Linked DNA regions of Homo sapiens: region 1 is linked to region 2. Evidence: read pairs that join two places in POLR2A ChIA-PET (ENCODE). Cell type or tissue: A673. All regions are shown on one strand. Each heading gives the region's core, and the rest is flanking DNA. Links, peaks and the distances in the headings are about the cores only.

Region 1 (4,399 bases), core at 212-4,211, 140 kb after region 2:
ATTTTAAAGCTGGGTGTCTGGGGAAGACATCACATGTTGGCAGGTTCTGTGATGCTCCCTGAGCTGCAAAAGCAGCAAGTTTTTATTAGAAATTTTCCAAGGGGAGGGAGTGTACGAATAGGGTGTGGGCCGCAGATATCACATGCTTCATAGGCCAATAAAAGATCACAAGGCAGAAGGTCAGAGCGAGATCACAAGGTCAGGGCAAAACTAGAATTGCTAATGAAGGTCCATGTCCTGTTGGGCACACATTGTCATTGATAAACATCTTAGCAGGAAACAAGGTTCAAGAGCAGAGAACCGGTCTGACTAGAATTCACCAGGCTGGAATTTCCTAATCCTAGCAAGCCTGGGGGTGCTGCAGAAGACTAGGGCGTGTTTCATTCCTTATCTACAACTGCATAAAGCAGACACTCCCAGAGTGGCCATTTTAGAGACCTATCCCTGGGAATGCATTCTCTTTCTCAGGGCTGTTCCTTGCTGAGAAAAAGAATTCAGCAATATTTCTCCTATTCACTTTTGTAAGAAGAGAAATATGACTCTGTTCTGTCTGGCCCCACAGGCAGTCAGGCCCAATGGTTACCTCCCTTGTTCCCTGAAAATCACAGCTATCCTGTTCCTTTTGGATGCCCAGATTTCATATTGTTCAAACACACATGCTGTACAAGCAATTTGTGCAGATAATGCAATCATCACAGGATCCTGAGGTGACATGCATCCTCAGTTTACGAAGATGATGGGATTAAGAGATTAAAGTAAAGACAGGCATAGGAAATTAGAGAATTGATTGGGGAAGTGAAAAATGTCCATGAAATCTTCACAATTTATGTTCAGAGATTGCAGTAAAGACAGGTGTAAGAAATTATAAAAGTATTAATTTGGGGAACTAATAAATGTCCATGAAATCTTCACAACTTATGTTCTTCTGCCATGGCTTCAGCCCGTCCCTCTGTTCAGGGTCCCTGACTTCCCACAACATTTGGACAAATCCACCATGTGGGCTGATCAAAATTTTCTCTTTGTGTCAAATAATAATGACAACAACAAAAACCCCACAAAACCCCAGTGCTTTCAACTCTTATTTCCTTAATTAGAAACAGTCAAAGACACTGATTTCAAGTTGCAAGGAGCACAGCCAGATTTATTTACATACTTGATTTCATGTTTATTTTTCTTGTAACCTGAGGCTGAATGGTAGAAGTAAACATTCTCAGATCAAAATGGATCAAGTTGGGTCTACATTTTGAACATCAGATATTTGAATACATTCCATATCTGTATCAAGAGATCGTTTATTTTTGCCATCTCCTCATTGCTTAGAAATAGGACTTACGACAAAAGACTCAAGCATCTTTACATTTGTAGGACCACAGTACCATGAGAGGAGATTCAACTCTTGGCTTCACTATTCTCATTTTGGTTTATTTCATTTACAGTTTATTCACCCACTACACCATGCATCTTTTACTCCCCCTCTGGGAAGAAGTAGAAAACTGCATCAGTTTCTAGGACATTCCATATCAAAGAGACACAATGAAAACTGGCAGCAAGTGGCACTGCCATTGAGTGACTTCTCCCTCAACCATCTCTGCTGTGTGGTGCAATTTAAGGTGGATGAATGGCATACTCTGGGCTCCAGGCCAGCTAACTGGCCCTGGGGGAAATCATTCACACCCACGCTGATGCACACACCCTTTAAACTCTCTTTCCTGCCCTGCAGCCCCCCAGATGAAATCCTTATACTCCAGGAAGCAGCAGGTCCTTTCATTGCTGTCTCTGGGCTACAGGAATCAAAGAGCAAAATGAATGTTTTCCTCTGAGAACTGGCACTGAATAGAAGGAAGGAAATGCCTACTCCAATTCAAGCATGTTTTAATCTCTGGAGAAGTGGGTACTGGGGAGGGGCAATATTGGCTGAGGAATCAGTGGGAAAGTCATAAATTTTGTCTCTTATCCCAGCAACTAAAATTCTTCCTTTAGAGTGCCACCCACTCTTTTTTTTTTCTCCTAAAAGGATTTGGATAATGAACAATCACTTTCTAAATTCTCAAGTTCAAAAATCTCTCAGTGGAGGAAGAAAAGGGAGTTTTTGAGTAAATCTCCAAAGGCTAGATGAATCATTGAAAAACATGCTCAGAAATTTCAAGATTCACACACACCTCATGAATATACCATCTGAATCTAATCTGAAGAATCTGGCACTAAAACAAATCAACAGTTCCTTACCTCTTCCTCTCTTTGACACTTTTAATATCTAACAAGGCCAACTCATTTAATTTTTTTAAAAACAATTATCTCTCATTCAAAGATACAGATGAATAGTAAAACACCAGTGTGATCGACTTCTCAAAAGTCTGACCCACAGTCAGACAAAAACAGATTGGTGGTGGTGTGGGGGGAGGGGATTCTACATGTCAAGTGACATGGACTCATCACAATGTCAGTGTCCCGGAAACCTTAAAAAAAAAAAAAGTGGTGCTTGTGCTGGCTGTTCTAAAGTAAATGAGATTTAAGGGACATGACAAGCAAATAGAATGTAGAAACTTGGAGCTTAATTCTTAATTGTGATAGTGTGATTATAAAGGAGAATGCCTTTTTTCTTAGGTGCTACATGCTGAAGTATTTAAAGACAAAATGTCTTGACATGTCCAGCTTATTTTTAAAAGTTATCATCAATGAGAGACAGAGAATGACAGAAAGAAAAGGAGGCAAATGTTAAACAAACAAACAAATTCTGGGCTAAATATTGATTTGGAGCTCGCACTGGAAAATTCCCTGTTGCTTGTTCAAGTCCAGGCAAGTCTATGAGTTCGCCAATTGGCTTCAGGGTATAAATTGGACTATTTTGACACGTTCTAAAGATCTATCGTTAGCCTGGCTTCCATTCAAGTTTTAGCTAACAGGAAGCACTTGATTCTCTGAAGAGGTGTGTCAGAGCAGAATTACTTACAGATGTTCCTTACAGACATATTCCAAATTTGTTTCTCTCAATTAATTTTTCAATCAATTTCTACACCCACTTCATTAGATTTTACATTTAATTTGCAAGTAAAATGGCATTTGCATTTTCTTGAGTAACTGTGTCCCTTCTATTCCCTCCCATCCCCATTTCTAGAATCTCAATTATGTTATGATACGTCCCACAATAATTGCATTATAAAATGTCATGAACCATGATTATAGGGAGGCTATTCAGAAAAAATTCCCTCACTGTCTATTCACACTAAAGCCTTGATTCATAAATTTGAAAAAAAAGTTCCATGGTTATATGAGCCAGTGGAGAATCTTTGTGTTTTAATAGGTCAGATTGCCCAGGGTATTGGACCTGCTCATATATGGGAGTTTTTGAACATGATTTTAAAGTAAGTCTTTGGAGCCTCTTTTAACAATATCAAAAGTAGTTTGAAGGAAATTTACTTTTTTTTAAAAAAGAATCCTCATTGCAAATTTGACCATTTTATTCTTTTGTTGGGTCACCATTTTTGAACATCTGGCAGTCAGCACATGGGTGCAAAAGGCTCATCTTCAGCAGTTCCTTGGCAAGATCAGTAACCTAAAAATTCGGCCCTAATTCTTTGATATCTTTGAAAGACTAACCTCTCTGTCCATTGCTTACTCTTTCGTTCCACTTGTACTTGAAGTTTCATTTTTTTTTTTCTCAAAAGCATTCTGTAATTGAAGTCATTCCAATGGAAATTTTAGTGATGCTATGCTGGGCATTGTGCGGGGCAATGCAGGCGAGACATGGAGGAGTAGAATGTGGCCTCCTGGTTTGTAAGGAGAATGTGACCCAGCAGGAAATAGAAGACACATGTGCTAATTACTCTTATGTAGTGTATGGAATATTCCACATGGGAGTTGTAAACAAAGGATTCCTTACCCATGACTCCAGCACAATTAGAGGCTCTTTCCTCATGATTCAAGTGTCCATCTTCCTCATCCCCCAACATCCGGAGTCAGGCAACTACCTACTCTATTAGGGTTAGTTGGGTTACCAGTCTAGAGTGAATTTCTTGAGTCAAAGTCAGTGACATTCATTTTATACCTTTAGCACCCATCAGTGTTTTTGGTATATAGGAAGGCCTTGAAAATTATTGTAGCACAGAATGGGTGGCTGGCAGGATGATGAATGGTTATCCCAAAAGCTGACATCTCTAAATACTTCCATAATTAGACTGATACAAGCTTCAGGGTTTGGAGACCTTTGGTTTCAATCTCTTACCGATATTGCTTTATGAACCCAGGGATGAAATCACCATGGTGAGAAAAATGACAAGGAATTAGATTCTCTCATGTATATATCTGCTATTTTTTCTTTTGTAACAAACTGAAAAAATACAAGAGCATATCTTCATCTCTACTACCATGATCTTAGAAATTAGCTTCTGTACCTCCACTC
Region 2 (4,399 bases), core at 289-4,288:
GATATTTGAAATTTTATCTTGTCAAATCTATCTTTTTATTGAAATTCTTTATGTTGTATTTAAGTGTTCTGTTATTCCCTTTGAAGATTTAATAAGTAGTTTGTTCTATTTTCTTGTGGATTTGAGATTTATACTCAACTCTTTAAACGGGCTAATTTATTTTAGTCTGTGGTATAAAGTGATGGTTGAAAGTGGTTTTTTCCCTGCCAAAGAGCGAAATTGCTTTCTCAGGACAATTCCCTTTCTTTCCATTTATCATTTAATGTATACTTTAACCAATATTTAAATTTTATATTCTATATAATAAATTTTAATTCTGGATGCTCTGTAGCTCTTAGTCATAAGATGCCTTGGCAAACACCTGAATGACCATCCTAATTAAACAAATCAACCGTATCAACCCACCGCAAATACACAGAAAATTCTCCACAAACATAGCTTTTCAAGAAAAACAATCAAAACGAGAGGAGACGGTAGAGACTGAGTATGTTAACTTTCTCCACAGGTCTGGTCTTGATTTATTTTAAGGCACATGGGTCACTGCATTTTTTCTGGGCTGTGTTAAGCCTCAGTCGTTTGTGACCAGCCAGCCTCACATCAGCTAAATCCTTTCTTTGAAGGCTGTCCCAGAAACTGAATACATACATACGTACCTTTTCAACTAATTCCTCTACGTCAGACAGAAGGCTTTTCATCGTGTTCTCAGCATTGTTGATTTGTATCTTTCTTAGGGCGTATTGGTTTTCTCTTTCTGACAATTTTGTCTGCAGAAGAATGTGTTTTGAGAATAGTCAATGGGCACACCAGGTTTTAAAAAATGTACATAAAACTCTTTCAGTGTAAGAGGACTCAGAGTAGAGTGTGAGGCTCTTTTCTCAAAATAGTGGGGTCCGCAGGCTGCTGCAGCCTGATATGAAGGGTGGGGTCTGCAGAGGGGACTGAGGCCCTTAGGGGCTAAAATTCTGCAAGCTCCACTCACTAGACCAGGGATGCTGGTCAGGGGCTGGGTTGACCATGGGGAAAGGGCTCCTTTTTCTAATTTGTACAAAGGTACAATATAGGCTGGTGGTGGCCCTGGGTGTCTGAGCTTTAGAATTTTAATTTTGTTAGGTCTGGAAGAACTGACCAACCCATCAGTATTGATGTAAATGGAGTATAGAAATTAACTTTCCTCATTTTAATGCAAGTCTCTTTATTTCAGACCCCTGGCTTTCTCCTTTTTCATTTTCGAGGAGTTGGGTCTAAATGCGGCTTTACTGAGATTACTTGGGAGTGAGCCCTTCAATCTTGACACTGACTTCCTGTCTGCCATAATGATTCCTGTCTTGAAGTTGTGCCTTTGAGGAAAGAGAATCTGAGTGGTTTCAGGAGGCCTGGATCTGGGTGACTCCCCTGGGGGGTAGTGTCTTCATGTGTTCCAACAGGTAATTTTGGACAAGAACAATTTCAAAGTTTAGAATAAAATTCACACCAAGATTCTATCCAGGCTACAATACAATTTTTGTTTTTGCTTACACTTTACATATTTGGCCAACTGCTATGGATATCATTTGCACCTCCAAAAAGCAATGAGTACTTAGTATGCCAGGTACTGTTCTAACTTCTGTACATATATCAATTCACTGAATTCTCTCAACAGCTCATGAGATAGAGGCAATAATTATTCAGGAAACTGAGGAATTATAGAGGTTAAATAACTTACCTACGGTCACACAGCTAGTGGGTGTCAGAGCTGGGATTTGAATACAAGCAACCTAGTTTCAACGTCCATGCTCTCAATCATTTTCCTAAATTGACTAACAAAGCAAAACAATGTGCTGGTATTGAATTCCATTTTCCCTCAGCTAATGATTATTATTTTAAAAATATCCTTTTGTTGTGATAGAAGCCCATGATTTAGTGGGAAAGAAAACTTGTAAATCTTAGCTATACAAGGACCTTTATATAGTCATCCCTTGGTAGTTGTGGGAGATTGGTCCCAGGACCCCGTGGGGATGCTCCAGTTCCTGATACAAAATGGCCTAGTATTTGCAGATAATGTATGCACATCCTCCAGAATACTTTAAATCATCTCTAGATTACTTATAATACCACTTATAATACTAACACAATGTCAATGCTGTGTAAATAGTTGTTACACTGTATTTTTCTTTTTTAATTGTTGCATTATTTTTTATTGTTTTTATAAAATATATTTTCTATCTGTGATTGGTTGAATCTGAGGATGTGGAACCTGTGGATATGGAGGGCCAACTGTATTACTGTTTTTGTTTTTTAATCTGTTGGCTGCTTTTAACTTGTTTACTAGGTATTAACCAGTAGAGCTATGAGGAGAAACAAGGTGTGTGTGAATGTCTGCGTTTGACTGTGAGTATGAGAAAATGAGAGAGAATGTGTGTAAATAAGAAGGAAAGGTGGGTGGGTGGTGGGGTGAGGAGAGACAGAGAAGAAGAAGGATGCTTCTAGACAAACTCAAAACCTTGCAAATTAAGGCTAAGGAAATGGTAGCCTTGCAGTACCTTTTGTGGTAATGACTTAAACAAGTAATGTATGGCTGCGCCAAGGAAATAAGTGTTTCTCTTTCCTCAGTAGTTTTGGGCATAGATACTAGTCTTTTAGTCATTTCATTTCCCATATAACCTCTTTTGTAGACAGTAGTTCTTGTTTTGGCCCAAGCTCATAGTTACAATCAACTTTTCATAATTTCCTATGAAATTACTTATGTTTTCTATGTTAGACCTACAGGTCTAACAACCTGTAATACAGGTATGAGACTCAGATACAAAAAGGGGTAGAAGGAATTACTAGCTGCGGGCCTGTGAAGCCAGGATGAAAACAGAGTGGAAAGTAGAACATTCCTGCGTACTTTGAGGAGGTAGATGGTGGCGTTGATTTCATTCACGTGCCTATGAGCGGCGGCCCCAGAGGATACGCTCAGCACCCCGGATTTGCCTTCCTCGATGGAGAGCGCTGCTAACCGCAGGTCATCAGTCAGGTCCCAGACGCACTTATCACAGCCTGGAGGTGAAACATTTCTTCAGAATCACAAGTCAAAAGCATGCTAAAGGCAGGCCGTTTTAGCAGAACATAAATCTCTATTTCCTTGGTTAATACCATTTTTATTTTTGTCTCATGAAGAGCTGTAATTCTATTCTTGTCAGGCTTTAGTATCTTGCTTGGCATTAGCTAGTGAAGATGGCTATTGGCTAGACGCTCCTCCTCTCCTATTAGCTTTTCTCAGTATTCAGGGGCTAGCACCAGCCTTCTCCCCACCCCAGGGAGGGCACAGCTCCTCCTCACAGCCCCACTTCCTGGCAGGATGAACACTTCAGCACCGGGAGGTCTGAGGTTATCGCTGCGAGAGTCGCTTCCTGACATCTGATGAGGGTACCAAAGTTCAGGCTGAACGTGGGCACATGGGGAGGCAGGTCCCAGTTCCTCATCACTTCTCACTTTTCACATTTGAGTTCCTCTGACCACTGTCATCACCTCCAGAACCCAGGGCCCTCCTGTGACACACTCACAAGGATGGCACTCTGTGTTTCAGAACTGCCTTGATCACCTTTTGCAACGTGCCTGTTCCCGATCTCTTTCCCTCAGATGGTGCTCTCTTCTAGAGACGTGATAAAGGGAGACTGGCGTGTTAATGGTTGTTAATATGTTAATTTGTTATTTGAAGTTTAACATGGTTTTACTTATAAGCTCTCTCAAGGGAATGATTCCCAGCCAGTACTTCAGGCTTGGTGGGGGAGATGCTTAGGACCAGGCAGGCATCTTGATGTTCTTAAATTGGCCTTGTCTAGGGGCCACCTGTTCAATCAGGGTGTAAACTTGGCATTACTTGTGCCTCACATCCTATGGCATCTTCTAAGATGTAATCCAATGGTAAGGTTAATCTCGTCTGCTCCGAGGGACTGAGAGACCAAGATACATCTGTTTGGGGGAGGGGATGCCTACTATTAAAATAGTTTTTAAACCAAAAGTTTTGTTCCTAGTGTAACTCCTCATGATTTAATTAACAGGAGAGCCAGAGAAAACCAGGAGAGATAAAAGGCAGTTCCATTTTGTAAAGCCTGAATATTTACTTCTGCTCCCACTTCAGATTTGAGGTAACTTGGGAGAAGCCACTTAAATCTCTTGGTATCTCAGTTTCCCCAGGTGTTGTAAATTGTTTGTACGTCGTATTTTCAGGGACCTGAAGAGACGATATAGGAAAAGGAGCTGAAAAGAGCTCTGTCACTGGGAGTTGTGTTTCTGACTTTGCCTTTAGCCATTAGGTAAGATTCTGAATGTAAAGACTGGATAAAATAGAGCTATGCAAATGTAAACCACCCATTTGCCCTAGGGAATCAAGTGGACCACCAAGTACTTGGTGCAGGCTCCATTTGCTGAGGTGCAG

The links. Peaks named below come from ENCODE experiments on the same cell type or tissue, not always from the same donor. Only the 100,000 strongest peaks of a DNase experiment are listed, where the experiment ranks them.
Region 1: POLR2A ChIA-PET joins it to region 2 with 5 read pairs; 2 of 35 experiments call an interaction of 5 or more read pairs at or near these places.

What each region holds. Positions count from the first base shown.
Region 1 is chr6:112,328,657-112,333,055 of GRCh38, forward strand. No RefSeq gene overlaps it. Among named protein-coding and RNA genes, the nearest start is that of RFPL4B, 16 kb to the right of the region's middle. RefSeq lists an enhancer at 1-584. In A673, for the core only: a CTCF peak has its summit at 1,475; DNase peaks (open chromatin) are centred at 1,755, 2,385, 2,855 and 3,835; H3K4me3 peaks cover 1,102 bases; H3K27ac peaks cover 1,096 bases.
Region 2 is chr6:112,184,584-112,188,982 of GRCh38, forward strand. LAMA4 (laminin subunit alpha 4) reads right to left here. Exons shown (of 39, transcript NM_001105206.3): 8 at 2,867-3,018; 9 at 654-764. Among named protein-coding and RNA genes, the nearest start is that of LAMA4-AS1, 50 kb to the right of the region's middle. In A673, for the core only: no CTCF peak of the experiment used is centred there; no DNase peak of the experiment used is centred there.